Linked DNA regions of Homo sapiens: region 2 is linked to region 1. Evidence: chromatin contacts called from ENCODE Hi-C or POLR2A ChIA-PET data. All regions are on one chromosome and are shown on one strand. Each heading gives the region's core, a stretch centred on a gene start or an enhancer-like site at or near the end of the contact. The rest is flanking DNA. Distances are from core to core; before and after follow the strand shown.

Region 1 (6,291 bases), core at 2,812-5,311:
TATTCTATGTTTTCTCTGGGCTCTGCCACTCAGTGTAACATGTTTCCCCCCTTCAAGAGCCCCACTACCTTTCCCCTCAGGAAGAAGGAGCCTCAGGGAAAGCAAAGGGAGCCTAGAGCTCATTGGCATCCTCTGGTATGGCTGAGATCCTCACCAAGGTCCTGTTGCCCCCACTGAATCCACGACAAAGAGAGGGCTGAAAGTGGCCTCAGAGAAACCACCTTGGCCAATGCCCTCATTTGGCATTTGTGGCAAGTGGGGCCCAGAGACGGTGAGTACCCTGCCCAAGGTCACACAGTAAGTTAAGGGAGGGCTAGGGAGTTAAGGGAGTCAAGTTAAGGGAAGCAAGTTAAGAGAGCCCCTGGTGTCTCCATCTAGGGGCTCTAGAGGCCAGCCCAGCCCCACAGACCGGGAGGATGGTGGCATGGGTTAACACATGGGGTCCCCCAGGCCCTGCTCAGCCAAGTTCATGCTATTTCCTCTACCTCCAATCTATCCAGTCTCAACTTATAATCCTCCATGACTCCCCCATTGAGGTTAAACTACAATCCATATTCTCCCTCCCTGATGTAACCTCCTCCACGCTCCAGTTGATTGCCGTACTTCAGCTCCTATTCCCAGAGGGTACCCAGTGTGTTCCCACCTCAGGGCCTTTGCCTCTGCAGTTTCTTCCACCTGGAGCTCTCTTCCCACATGTTGGCATGGTAGACTCCTCGCTGTCCAGCTTTTAGCTGCCATGTTGCCTAAGAGGCCTTCCCTGATTCCCCTGGCCAGAGCAGCCCCCTGCCCTCCGTCAATCACTGCCCCATCACCCTGGTCATTATCTTTCTCGCACTTACCATTATCGTTATTAGCTTGTCCCTATATAGGTCTCTCTGCAGCAGAATATAGGCTCCCAGAGAGCAGGGCCTTGTCTGGCAGGTCCACAGCTGCGTCCCTGCCTCCTCAGTGCCTGGTATGCAGGAGGTGCCCAACTAATGTTTGTCAATCAACTCTGATTGAAAGAGACCTAGACAAGACAGGTCACTGAAGCCTCACTCCAGCTGCACCAAAAACAAACAAAAAACCCCAAACCTTCCACATGTCTTTGGGCAAGTGGCCCCTCTTTGGGCCCCAATTTCCCCGTCTGAAAAATGGCGTTCCCTGGCTGCCGGGCTGGCTCGCAGGATAGGCTGGTTGAATTAGCATGAGTCGAGTTGATGGGTGTGAACGCTGCTTTGTAAACTGTTAAAGCGTGATTGCAAATTCGAGTAGCTGTTGTCATTAGACAAATGAAGCTTAAACCGCCTCCTCCTCTGCTGAGGAGGGGATTGGGTCAGATGCTCCCTGGGGCCTCCTGCCCTGGCAGTGTACAGTATAGTTTTGCATCCAGGCACTGCCCTCATGGAGCTCACAGTCGGCTGGAGTTGTAGAGATAACGTGCAAATCAGAAACAATCCATCAGAGAAACCAGCAATGGACCATGTGGGGCTGATTATCTTTCAGGGAACAGATAATAGGCAAATAGGTCAGTCAGAGAGGGGTGAGGCGAATGTCAATTAAGCTCTTGGTGGGGGCTGGGGTGAGGCTGAATCCAAGTCTTTAGAGCCAAGAAGGCAACCAGGTGGAGTGCACAGCTGGGACAAAAGCACAGCTAAAGGCGGTTGCCAAGAAATCAGGGAGGAGAGCCTGGCCAGACTGCAGAACCCAGCCACCCCAAATGGGGAATAAAATACTGTTTAGAGAGAAGAGGATGTGAGAGAAGGGGAACTTAATTATGATCAGTAATTTTCTATTTTTGCCAGGTAAAGGCCCTGGATAGATGTCTATTTCATCAGATAACGTTGGGTGAGTCACTTTCCTTTTTAGGCCTCAGTTTCCTTATCTGTGAAATAGCCTGTGGGAAGAGCCCTGAGCTCTGTGCTTCTGTGAAAGGTACAAGGAGGTCAGCACTGGGGTCGGACGGACATGGGGTTGAATCCTAGCCCAATTTGCCATGTGACTTTGGACAAATTACTTATCTGGTCCTCAGTTTCATCATGTGAAAAGATCAGCACCTGGTGCACAGAGTAGGAAAGATTAAGGGGGACAAGAAATAAACAAAGCCCAGCCTAGTGCCTGGTACCATGTCCTCAATAAAGCAGAGTCACTGGTCTTCCTATTTTGAGACAAAAAGGAAGTAACCACTGGCCCTGGGTAGGTGGAGTCAAGGGTCCCAGGAAATAGAAACAAAGCAAAAAAGCTGAATCTGCACAGTACATAATAGGTGCTCAATAATGACTTCTTGAATTTGGAAGTGTCTAGCACCTGGATGCACTGGAGGGGGCCAGAGCTTAGAGCTGCTCTGTCCAGGAGAGGGAGGATTGCCTCAAGATGGGCCAAGCTTGGGGTCCCTCAAACCCTGGGTCTCCTGGAAGGTCTGACAGGCAAGAACTGAAAATAAAGGCTAGCCCCACCCCAGTGGATCTTGACCCTGGTGAGGGGTCTGTAGACTTAAAAGGGGGAATCTTCGTTTCTCCTCTCTCCCTGCTCACTCAAATAGGAACGGTAGTGGCTCTGCCAGCCCCACCCCACTGGCTCTTGACCCTGGTGAGGGGTCTGTAGGCTTAATAGGGGGAAATCTCCTGTTTCTCTTCTCTCCCTGCTCACTCCTGTTCTGTCTCCCTCCCAGGCTGCCTCCTCCTGGTGGCCTTCCAGGATGACACCCATTTCAACTGGACTCTTGGAGCTTCAAGAGACGACCCAACTTTCCAAACCTTAGATGGATTCCCAAAGCCTGTGGTACCCCATTTTCTTGGTATGGACTGAAGGGGAGGGATTGCTGGGACATTTTGATAGTATGTGGGACAAAGGGACACAGGAGATGTGGGTAGCATAGACTTAAACTGCCTTCGACTTAAACCACCTGCTCCTGCACTGGGCTCCTCCACTCACTCCACAGAGTTCCGAGCTCCTGATGAAGTCTCCTCAGTCAGGAGTGGGCTCCCAACTGCCAGGGGTTCAGCCTGGGTGATTGCCGCAGGCCCCCTGCAGCCGCCCACCATCCAGACTTCAGTAAAGTCTGTTAATGATGATGGTGATGAAGGCTGTCAGAGCAGGGCAGGGCCCACAGGGTTGGGGCTAGGGTTGTGTTCTCCCTGAAGGGACGGCCATGCACAAAACCACGGCTGCACAGACAGGTCCATTCCACAGCGTGGGGGTGGCTGGGGCTTTCCCCAGATTCACCCATGGACTTCCTTCACCCCATCCCCAAACTGCACTGGGAGCAAGATCAACAGAGAAGGAGAAATCTAATACAGACATAGACGAGTCTGCAGTGAGGGGCTCGCGGGCCAGCTCAGAACAACGGGGCAGGGAGGGGAGGCCTGGGGTCTGCCTGCAAGGGCCCAGCCCACCAGTGCCGAGTGACCACCCTCCCCCCAGCCCCACCCCAGGCCCTCGGGTAGCGCCAAGGCCCAGTCTCCCACTCGGAGGCCCCGGCCCAGCCCCGGTGCCTGGGAAAGCCGCCTGTTTTGTTCCCAGATGCCACCCCCCCACACACACCCTTTTTTTTTTTTTTCCATTCATTGCAGTTCGGTCCCTTTCGAAGCCGCAGGGACCCGGGTGGCAGGGCTGAGGCGAGGGGGTGGGACTCCCTGCCCTGACAGGTAGTGCCGGCCCCCGCTTTGGGAAGCCCCTTCCCCCGCCCTCCCCTCCGTCCGCTCTCCCTGCCCCTGTCAGCCGCGCCAGACGCTCTCCGGCTTTGCAGCATTCAATAAAAATTGAGAAACATTTGGGCTGAAATCGCTGCTTTATCTGGAGGAGCCACAGCGCCGGGAGAGACCACTGCTGCGCGGGGGGAGCCCGGGGTCTCAGTGGCCCGGGCACGCGGGGTCGCCGCGCTCCAGCGCCCGCGCTGCCCCCGGGTGACCCTACGGGCGCGGTGTGGGGACCCGGGCTCGCGGCGGCGCGCGGCCGCCGGGGGCCGGGACGCGCGCGGGGGGCGGTGGCCTGGCGAGGCTCCCCCCGCGCCCGCGGCTCAGGTGGGCCGTGCCCAGCGCTGGCGGAGCCCGGGTCCCCGTTCTGCCCGGGCTGGATGGCTCATTCTGCTGGCTGCGCGGTGGCGGCGGCTGTGTGTGCGCCGCGCCTTGCCGCCCCCCCTGGCCCCCCGAGCCCGGGGCGCGCGCTCCCGCCCGGGCCGTCCGGGCCCCGCGGCGCCGCGGCCCGAGGCCCCGGGAAGCGCAGCCATGGCTCTGCGGAGGCTGGGGGCCGCGCTGCTGCTGCTGCCGCTGCTCGCCGCCGTGGAAGGTGAGCGAGCGGGCGGGCGGGCGGGCGATGGGGGCGGGGAGCGGCCGGGCACGGGCGGCCGCCGGCGCCCACCTCCGCTCCGCGGCCCGCAAAGTTTGCCCGGGGGCCGGCGCCGGGCGCAGGTGGCCGCGGGGAGGTGTGTCCGGCCGCGCCGGGAGGAGCGGGCCCCGCGGGCGCCCGGGGAGCGGCGGGCGCTGATTGACTGTGCCAGGAGGAGGCGAAGGGACCATCTTGCCGAGGCTTTGTAGCCAGCCCGGCGAGCGCCGCCCAGGGCTGGGGGCTGCCCACGCGCGCTCGCCGCCCCCGGCTCGGGCAGCCGCCTCGCGCCGGCCTGGTCTTGCTCCGCACAGGGTGGAGGGGCGCGGGCCCGGCCGTGGCGGGGGGCGGGGGGGGCGCCGGCGCTCGGTCGGGGCTGGAAAGTTTGGCAGGGAGCAGAGGGAGGGAGGCACCGCGGCCGGCCGGGGTGGGGGCTCCCGGCCCGCGCCCCCGAGATGGGGCCCGGCGCCCCGGAGAGCAGGGACTGGCAGAGTGGAAGGGAGCGCGCCAGCCCCCGCGTCGGTGCCTGCCCATCGCCCGCGGCGTACAATGGGGTCCCCTCCCCGAGAGGACTGCGCGGGGGATGGGTCTGTGGGCATCTCTCCGCCGCGCAAGGTCTCCGGGCACCCCCGCCGGCCACCGCCCCGCGGCCGCGGCGCTCAGCGTGGCGGCTGGAGCCCCGGGAACTCTCCAGCTGCCGCCGGGGCCGGACCAGATGCTCTTGCCATGTGTTGGCCTTGGCCAGGGTCGCGGGCCCTCTCCCCGTGGCCTCGTGTATTGGTACCACTCGACCCCCAGGGGGGCAAGGGTAGTTGCTAGGTCTCCCGAGCCAGCTTGCTCTGGAGGGAAAGTTAGTGCGGTCTGGGTGTGTCCACCAGGAATGGCCGAGCTTGCAGGGCAAGAAGCGAACGTGAATAATGGTTCTCACGTGTACTGCACTTTACAGTTTTCAAACCACTTTACAGTTTATGAAGTACTTCGCACTATACGCAGCTCTCTGTGGTTTACAACGTGCTGCACAGTTGACAAGGTACTTTAAGCTTTACAAAGTGCTTTCCCGCCCACCAGCGTGTTGGATCCCTCAAAATACACCTTCCGGGGAAGACAGGTAGGTATGATTCCTACTTCTCTTGAACAGATAGGGAAACCGAGGTTCTGAAAAGTCCGATGTCTCACCCAGGGCCGTTGGGTGACAAAAATAGAACCCAGGTCTGTGGTCTTTCTTTGAAACCAGCACTCACTTAGCTGGGTTTTGTTGCCCCTAAACTGCGTGAGCCCTTCCAGGGTTCTGCTCCCTTGGGCTTAGGGATGATGTCTGTGTGCACCTCTCAGGCCACTTTAGGGTTGTGGGGCGCCCCTTCCCTTCTTGCAGCCTAAGAAAAAACGCATATCAGACCAGACGTGGGGGCTGCGGCCTCTGGGAAAGGCGTCGTGGGGGACCCTGTGCTACAACTTCAGTTTCTCTTTCGGTAATGAGCACTTTAGTGACCGCAGTCAGGGGGTGGGGGGTGTCCCTGGATGGCAGCCACAGTTTCTGGCACTGAGGCAGCTGTCCTTCGGCTCCTGGGGGATTTGGCGGCTGACTGCGGTTTCCCGGAGTGGGGCCACTGGGGCACCTAGGGTGCCACGGGCCCTGGGTGTGGAGGGCAGCCCTGGGGCCTGGCTGCTGGCGGGAGCTCTGTGGAATATGGCTGAGGTACCACTTATTAACTCTGGCTTTGGGGAAATGACTCATGCGTTGGCCCGCTATACATTGGGATGTTTACAGTATTATGGGGAGCTTGGCATAAATATTGCTATTTAGGTTGCAGTCAGCGGTGCTGGAGGGGAAGAAAATTGGCCCCTCTCTCGTTGGAAGAGGCCTGGGTGTGTTTTTAATTACTCTGGGGTAGATGGAAGGGCCACATCTGTCCAGCCATCGCCCTGGCAGAGGCTGGTTGGAATCTGGTGGGCTGTGGCCAGCCTGGACCCTGGCCCTGGACACAGGGC
Region 2 (6,291 bases), core at 2,563-5,062, 68 kb after region 1:
AGAATAGGGAGCAACCACCCGCTCCAGCCTGAGAGCAGGCAGGCCCCCTGCAGCCACCTCCTTTCAGCCCAACGCTAACGACTTCAGTGTGTCTCCCCTTTAAGTTCAAATATTTCTGAAATGTACACTGCTCATTCACACATAGCCAGAGGGGCCATCGGGCCTCCCCAGCCCGGCAGTCAGGGCCTCCTGATTGCTTTCTTCTGTGCAGCCTCCAGGAAGGAGAGGGGGTGTGGGTACGGTAGGGATAGGGCCAAAGTCACTCCCATGGCTGGGCCCCTGTTTTCACACTGAGGAAGATGCTCTGGGCTGGTGGCCCTAGTTCCAGCTTTTGCCTGGATGCTAAGAATCTGTGTAGCCTCTTTCTTCATCTATCCATTGGGATTCTTTTAAATGGGCACTAAGAGCAGCCAAGGTCTGGGAACCGGACATTTCAACAGGGTGGGAGGGCCTAAGGGCAGGTGAAACGGCAAAGTTGGCAGAGTGGGAGGTGGGTGGTACCAGCGAGGCTGGCAAGGATGTGGGGAGACAGGGATGATCCAGCAGAGGGGCCTCAGAGAGCTGCTAACCGTTCATGGCCCTGTCCTGTGCTACCTGGGCAGCCCCTGCTTAACCCCTCCAGGCTCAGCTCTTAGCTCCCACCACTTCCAGCCCCACCCTTCAGCCAGCGCTTGATTCCCACAAACCCCGCTGTGGCTCAGCTCACCTCCTGGCCTTTGCCTCTGCTTCCCCTCTGCCTAGCGTGCCCCTCCCACTCCACATCAGTCACTCCCCACTCACCCAGTCTTTAAGCCTCCATGCAGGCGTCACGTTCTCCTGGAAGCCATCCCTAAATTTGGCATTTTCTTCCCCTCCTTCCGTATTCATTTCCTGTAACCTGCAATAAACCATGTACATCCTCATTGTGATCTTAGCCACATAGTGTGGTGATTAATTATCTGTGTACAGTGACAACAGCTTCCCCTGCAGGAGAGATTGTCACCGTCACAGTGGGGATGGAGATAGAAACATTTCCAGAGCTTCAGAGGCAGCTCGAGGGAGCCCAGCAGCTCCCAAAGTATGGGAAGTGAAATGATGTTCCGTACTTTGCAGACAAACATTTTTAATTGTAGTAGTCTGTGTTTATTTTCCTTCCTGTCATGGCAAGAGATATTGGTTTTCCATTTATAATCATGATTACGCTTTTTCCTCTTTAAGATGCATTTAAGAAAGAAAAGGAGTCAAGTGGAAGAAAAAGTAGTAACTAAATAATTGTACAGGTTGTAGTTGGAAATGGCTAAAGTCATTAATGTTGTCTGTATGAAAGGCTCAAGCCTGGCCAACCCTAGTGGAGCAGAACACTGGCGTATGCTCAAGTCTGGCAGATGGGGAGAGGAGGCCCGTGTGCCAAGCCCTGTGCTAGGTCTTAGGGATCCCAGGACCAGGACCCAGCACCACCTCTCAGGGGACCACAGAGCTTTGGGAGATGATAGCAAATAGGGGTAGTTACCACCCAGAATATCTTCAAGTGCCGGGATATCTCGAAGCACCCGTGGCTGCAGAGCTTTGGGGCAGAATGGATTTAAGAGGACTTGCTAGAGGAGGTGACCTGAGTCGAGACTTCACAGATGAACATTAGGGCAGGCCAAGAAGATGTAGAGGTGAGAAGGTCAGAAGGAACAGTATGTGTGAGGTACAAGGGTGAGAAAACACCACATTGTCTGTGCGGAGTGAGACGGCCAGTCTCTCCACCTACTCATAGCTAACTGGAGTGCAGCTTGAGGGTGGAATAGATGTGTGATCTTGGGCAAGTTCCTGGGGCTTTGGAAGCCTCAACTTTCTCATCTATGAAATGGGACAGTATCAAGTACCTCTTGGCATTGTTGTGAGAATGTTGGTGAGAGATTCTGGCTCCTAATAGGGTCTCAGCAGACGTGAGTTCTCTCCCTTTGTAGATTTTTGGGATTGGACGGGAGACGTCTGGTGTGTTACAGGGTGGAAAAAGGATGTGATGGTGGTGGAAACAGAGCTTGGTTTCCTGAACCCACTAAGTTCTTGAGGCAATAACTATTAACTCCAGATTCCCCAGAGAACAGAATTTGACTTTTGTGCTTAGTTTGAGAGGAACAAAGAGGAAACTCAGGGCACCCCAGGGAAAGCAGCATCAGATGGACTGGGACGGGCTCCATGGAGGCTGTAGCCACGGAGCAAGAGACTGATGCTTGTCAGATGTTGGCAGGCATATCTGGGAGGTGGGGGAGGCCAGGCAGACTAAGTTGGAGCCTCTTGGGCCTGCCTTTGCTTTCAGGGGCACCTAGTAAGCCCAAAGGAGGAAGCAGTATGTGCAGGCACTGGGTGGGCCAAAAAGCACTGCACACCATCTAAAAACAGCAGCTATTACTAAGTGAGGATCTACTTTGTGCTGGGCTCCAAGCTGCTATACTTCCAGACTCGGAAGGTATTTTGGCCATTTTCCAGGTGAGGAAACTGAGGCTTAACAAGAGGTAGAACAAATAAAGGTCCGTTTGTTTGTTTGTTTGTTTTGTTTTGTTTTGTCTTCTTAGACATAGTCTTGCTCTGTCGCCCAGGCTGGCGTGCAATGGTGCAATCTCAGCTCACTGCAACCTCTGCCTCCTGGGTTCAAGCAATTTTCATGCCTCAGCCTCCAGGGTAGCTGGGATTACAGGTGTGCATCACCATGCCTGACTAATTTTTGTATTTTTAGTAGAGACGGGGTTTGACCATGTTGGCCAGGCTTGTCTCGAACTCCTGACCTCAAGTGATCTCCCCCCCTCAAAAGGTCCATTTGTAATAGTCTGTGTTTATTTTCCTTCCTTTTATGGCAAGTGATATTGGTTACCAAGCAAGGAAGGGACAGAACTGGTGTTAGAATCCAGATCTCTGTTACCTCCAGAGCCCAGGTCTGTCTGCTCTGCTCATCTGCTCATTTGCCTTTTGTGCAGAGGTAGAGGGAGGGGTTAAAATTGAAAAGCAAAAGACCAGGTTGGGGAGAGAGCATGCTTGTGCTGCCTCCTGCCACAACCCAGAGGGGTGACAGGTTTCCCAGAGCCAGGCCTCCAGGCAAAGCCAGGAGTGGCACAGGAGAAGGGAGCAGAGGAGATGCCGGCCCTCTACCTCCTCCCAAGGGGATCTGCAAACTTCATGTCCTTTGCGTTCCCTTTGTGTCTGCAAACCAGCCAGCCCATTTACTTCCAGTCCTTCTGAGATCCTCCCACTGCTTTGGGCCACTGCTTTGGGCCAGGAGAGGTAGAAGACACAGGGGGACAGTGGGGCCCCCCACCCTAAGCTTCTTGGGAGCCCAGAGTATGAGCACCAACTTTTAGTGTGTGACTTTGGCAAGCCATTTGCCCTCCTTGAGCCCAAGTTTCCACCCGTACGATGAGGATGTCAGTTCCTGGCCCCTCCTTCTCTGGGCCATGGAATCCTCTAGTGTTTGGCCTCTGGGTCAGCCCAGGAATCTAGCCAAGGGATGGGGCCACCTGCTTGGCAGCCTTGCCTCCCCTGCCCGACCCTCTTCTTGTCCCAAGCACAGTCTCTCCTCTGCCTTGTTCGACACAGCTCCCAGCAGCTGTTCCCTGGGCCCAGGCAGAGAGCCCGGCTTGGCGCGTCTCTGGCTGAGGCCGATGAGAGAAAACAGGTTAAAAGTTCAGCCCTTGTTCTCTCCAGGAAGAAAAATCTGTAGCATTCGGAGTGTGAAAAGGAACCCTTTTTTCAGCTCCAAAGCTGCATAATAGAACTTCCCTCCAATTTGCCATCAAAAAGATGCCCTTGGCACTGGCTCTACCATCCCTGGCACCCTTACCCCACACCCCCTCCCTGTGCCAGCCCCCAGTGCAAAGGGACACAGTGACCACAGGCAGTCATGGGGATGCCAGTGCACAGGGACACAAGCCACAGGCAGTTGTGGGGACACTTCTGCATCCTCTCTTGTCAGCTCATGGGTCTGACTGGGGTCACCTCTGACCAAATGCTTCCTCCTGTCCCCACCCTTTATCCCCTCCACCCCTGCCATAGTTCAAACCCTAATTATCTGCCATTTGGACCTTCTCAGCTGCCTAGACACTGGGCACACAGCCCCAGTCTCCTGGTCCTTGTCATTTAGCCCAGACCATCAAACTAATTGTTTCAAGTGACTGAAAGTTTATAGGCTAGGAGGCAAGACACCTGCACTTCCCACTGTGTCACCAACTCCTATGCAATCTTTGGAAGCCCCTTCCCATCCCTGTGCTTCAGTTGCCCTGTCTCCAAAAGGAGGCGGTTGGGCTGGACCAGGGATAGCATCTCAAATGGTTCGTATTTGTTTCCTGGAACACTGTGGCAAGAAGCATCATGTGGCCACAGTATGGGGACTGATGAGTGATGCCTGCCCTGGGCACAGAATTGGAGCATGGCAACAAGCATACCTCTCACCCACTCTCACTGAGCAAGGTGGTGTCACTGTGACCTTCTAGGTCTCTCCCCCTACTCTCTCATAGCTATTTATATTCACACCTCATCTCCACTACCAGACCAGGAACTGCTCCATGGTAGGGTCTTGCTAGCCACGGTTTTCTCTCTCAGGGCACCCAGTGCAGCGCCTGGTACATAATGGGCATCAGGATATTTTGTTGAATGAACGCTTGAAAGGGGTCCATTTAAATTCATTCGGTGTATTGCAATTCCATTCAGAAAGTGTTTGGAAGCCAGAGAGGCAAGGAAAGGGTAGAGGACAGGGGTCCTGAACCTGACCTGGGGAGAATGGGGGTCTCTAGGGCCATGTGGCTCTTCTTCCCCCTAGGCCACATGGCTCCCTGCAGCTGCTGGAATCGGGGGAGGCAAGTGGGGCCCAGGATGGTCCAGGTGCTGACATGTCTCCTGAACCCCCACAGGCCATGTGACAGTTGGCCCCTACTGGGTGCAGTGCTTGCTCTCAACACTTCTCCACTCCTGGGACCCTGTCCTGGGGGCAGAGTTGCCTGAGCCCTGGGGGAGGGGCCCCAGTGATAGGAACATGATGGAAGGCTCCAGGTTTCTAGAGAAAGGGAGAGTGTCCTGACAAGATGTGTGCGCCAGAGGAGCAACGAGGGGAAACTGAGGGGTCTCAGCTGGGACACAAGCACAGCCCCTCTAAGGCCCAAGTTCGTTTTTGAGAGTTTGATGCAAGCTGAAAAGCAAACAGATCCCAGAGTTTGATGTAAAATATCAAGGGTTTAGTGGCAGAGCCTCGGAAACCCATCCAGTAGACTCCAGGTTTAGTGGATGTAAGACCCTCCTCGTCCAGAAAAGGAAGGGAAGGACAGTACCTAGGTTAGTGAGACTAGACTGGCCTAGAGGTAGAGCCTGACCATGATGTAAGGGTGGACTTGGCCTGGAGGGGCGGGGCCTAGAGGAGTGGCATCAGATGATTGGCTAGGCTGTGGGGGTAGGCGGGATAATGGAGTAGAGAGGCGGAGTCTAAACCGAGGGCAGTCTGGAGAGTTAGAGTCAGATGACTGGGGCAATGGAAGTAGGCGGGGCTCTCAGTAAAGAAGGATGAGGGCCCGGCCGTGAGGGTCTGGCCGGGCACGGTGGCTCACGCCTGTACTCCCAGCACTTTGGGAGGGCGAGGCGGGCGGATCACGAGGTCAGGAGATCGAGACCGTCCTGGCTAACACGGTGAAACCCTGTCTCTACTAAAAATACAAAAAATTAGCCGGGCGTGGTTGGAGGCGCCTGTAGTCCCAGCTACTCGGGAGGCTGAGGCAGGAGAATGGCCTGAACGTGGGAGGCGGAGCTTGCAGTGAGCCGAGATCACACCACTGCACTCCAGCCTGGGCGACAGAGCCAGACTCCGTCTAAAAAAAAAAAAAAAAAAGAAGAAGAAGGATGAGGGCCCAACAGAAAGATTGACAGCGCCTGGTAGGTGGGGCGGGGTGGTGACTCTTTGCTCTCCCCACAGAAACGCTAATGGACTCCACTACAGCGACTGCTGAGCTGGGCTGGATGGTGCATCCTCCATCAGGGGTGAGTCAGTGGTCCCCAAACCTTGCATTGGTCCCCAGGATCCCTCAAGCCCTGCTGCAGGGCCCGAATGCCCCCTCATATTCTAACCCCTTTCCCCCTCTTCAGGACCCAGAGCCAGGCCTCTCTCAGCCCCACCCTCCCAATCCCCTACCATTGATGGAGCCATGATCCCCTACCATTGATGGAGCCAGTTACCATGACAACAGGCTGGATGCTTTCAGCCTTTATCCCGTGGAATCCTTAGGGCAAGGCTGAGAAGTAGGTGCTCTCACTACCCCCGTTTTACAGATGAAGAAAGTGAACTGTCGT

What was found. Hi-C counts contacts between places; a loop is a spot of excess contacts on that map. ChIA-PET counts read pairs that join two places held with the same protein, here RNA polymerase II (POLR2A). Pooled maps may share reads with other maps.
Region 2: a map of dorsolateral prefrontal cortex shows a loop between it and region 1 (2.8-fold over the local background). The contact joins the enhancer-like site here to the promoter of EPHB2 in region 1. A Hi-C loop is called at or near these places in 4 of 168 maps with a recorded cell type or tissue (PC-3, dorsolateral prefrontal cortex, endothelial cell of umbilical vein and 1 more), 6 of 37 single-sample maps with no recorded cell type and 4 of 50 pooled maps. POLR2A ChIA-PET finds 5 or more read pairs at or near these places in 2 of 52 experiments (AG04449 and SK-N-SH).

What each region holds. Positions count from the first base shown.
Region 1 is chr1:22,706,778-22,713,068 of GRCh38, forward strand. It overlaps EPHB2 (EPH receptor B2), which reads left to right and starts at 4,062. Exons shown (of 16, transcript NM_017449.5): 1 at 4,062-4,266. The coding sequence starts at 4,206. RefSeq lists a silencer at 2,749-3,034 and an enhancer at 5,256-5,355.
Region 2 is chr1:22,775,504-22,781,794 of GRCh38, forward strand. EPHB2 (EPH receptor B2) reads left to right here. Exons shown (of 16, transcript NM_017449.5): 2 at 5,918-5,982. Among named protein-coding and RNA genes, the nearest start is that of MIR4684, 59 kb to the left of the region's middle. Within about 2 kb of position 3,813, at least 4 of the 41 ENCODE cell types and tissues checked have a DNase peak (open chromatin) inside an H3K27ac peak, as active enhancers do; they include dorsolateral prefrontal cortex, where a contact is called at or near this core.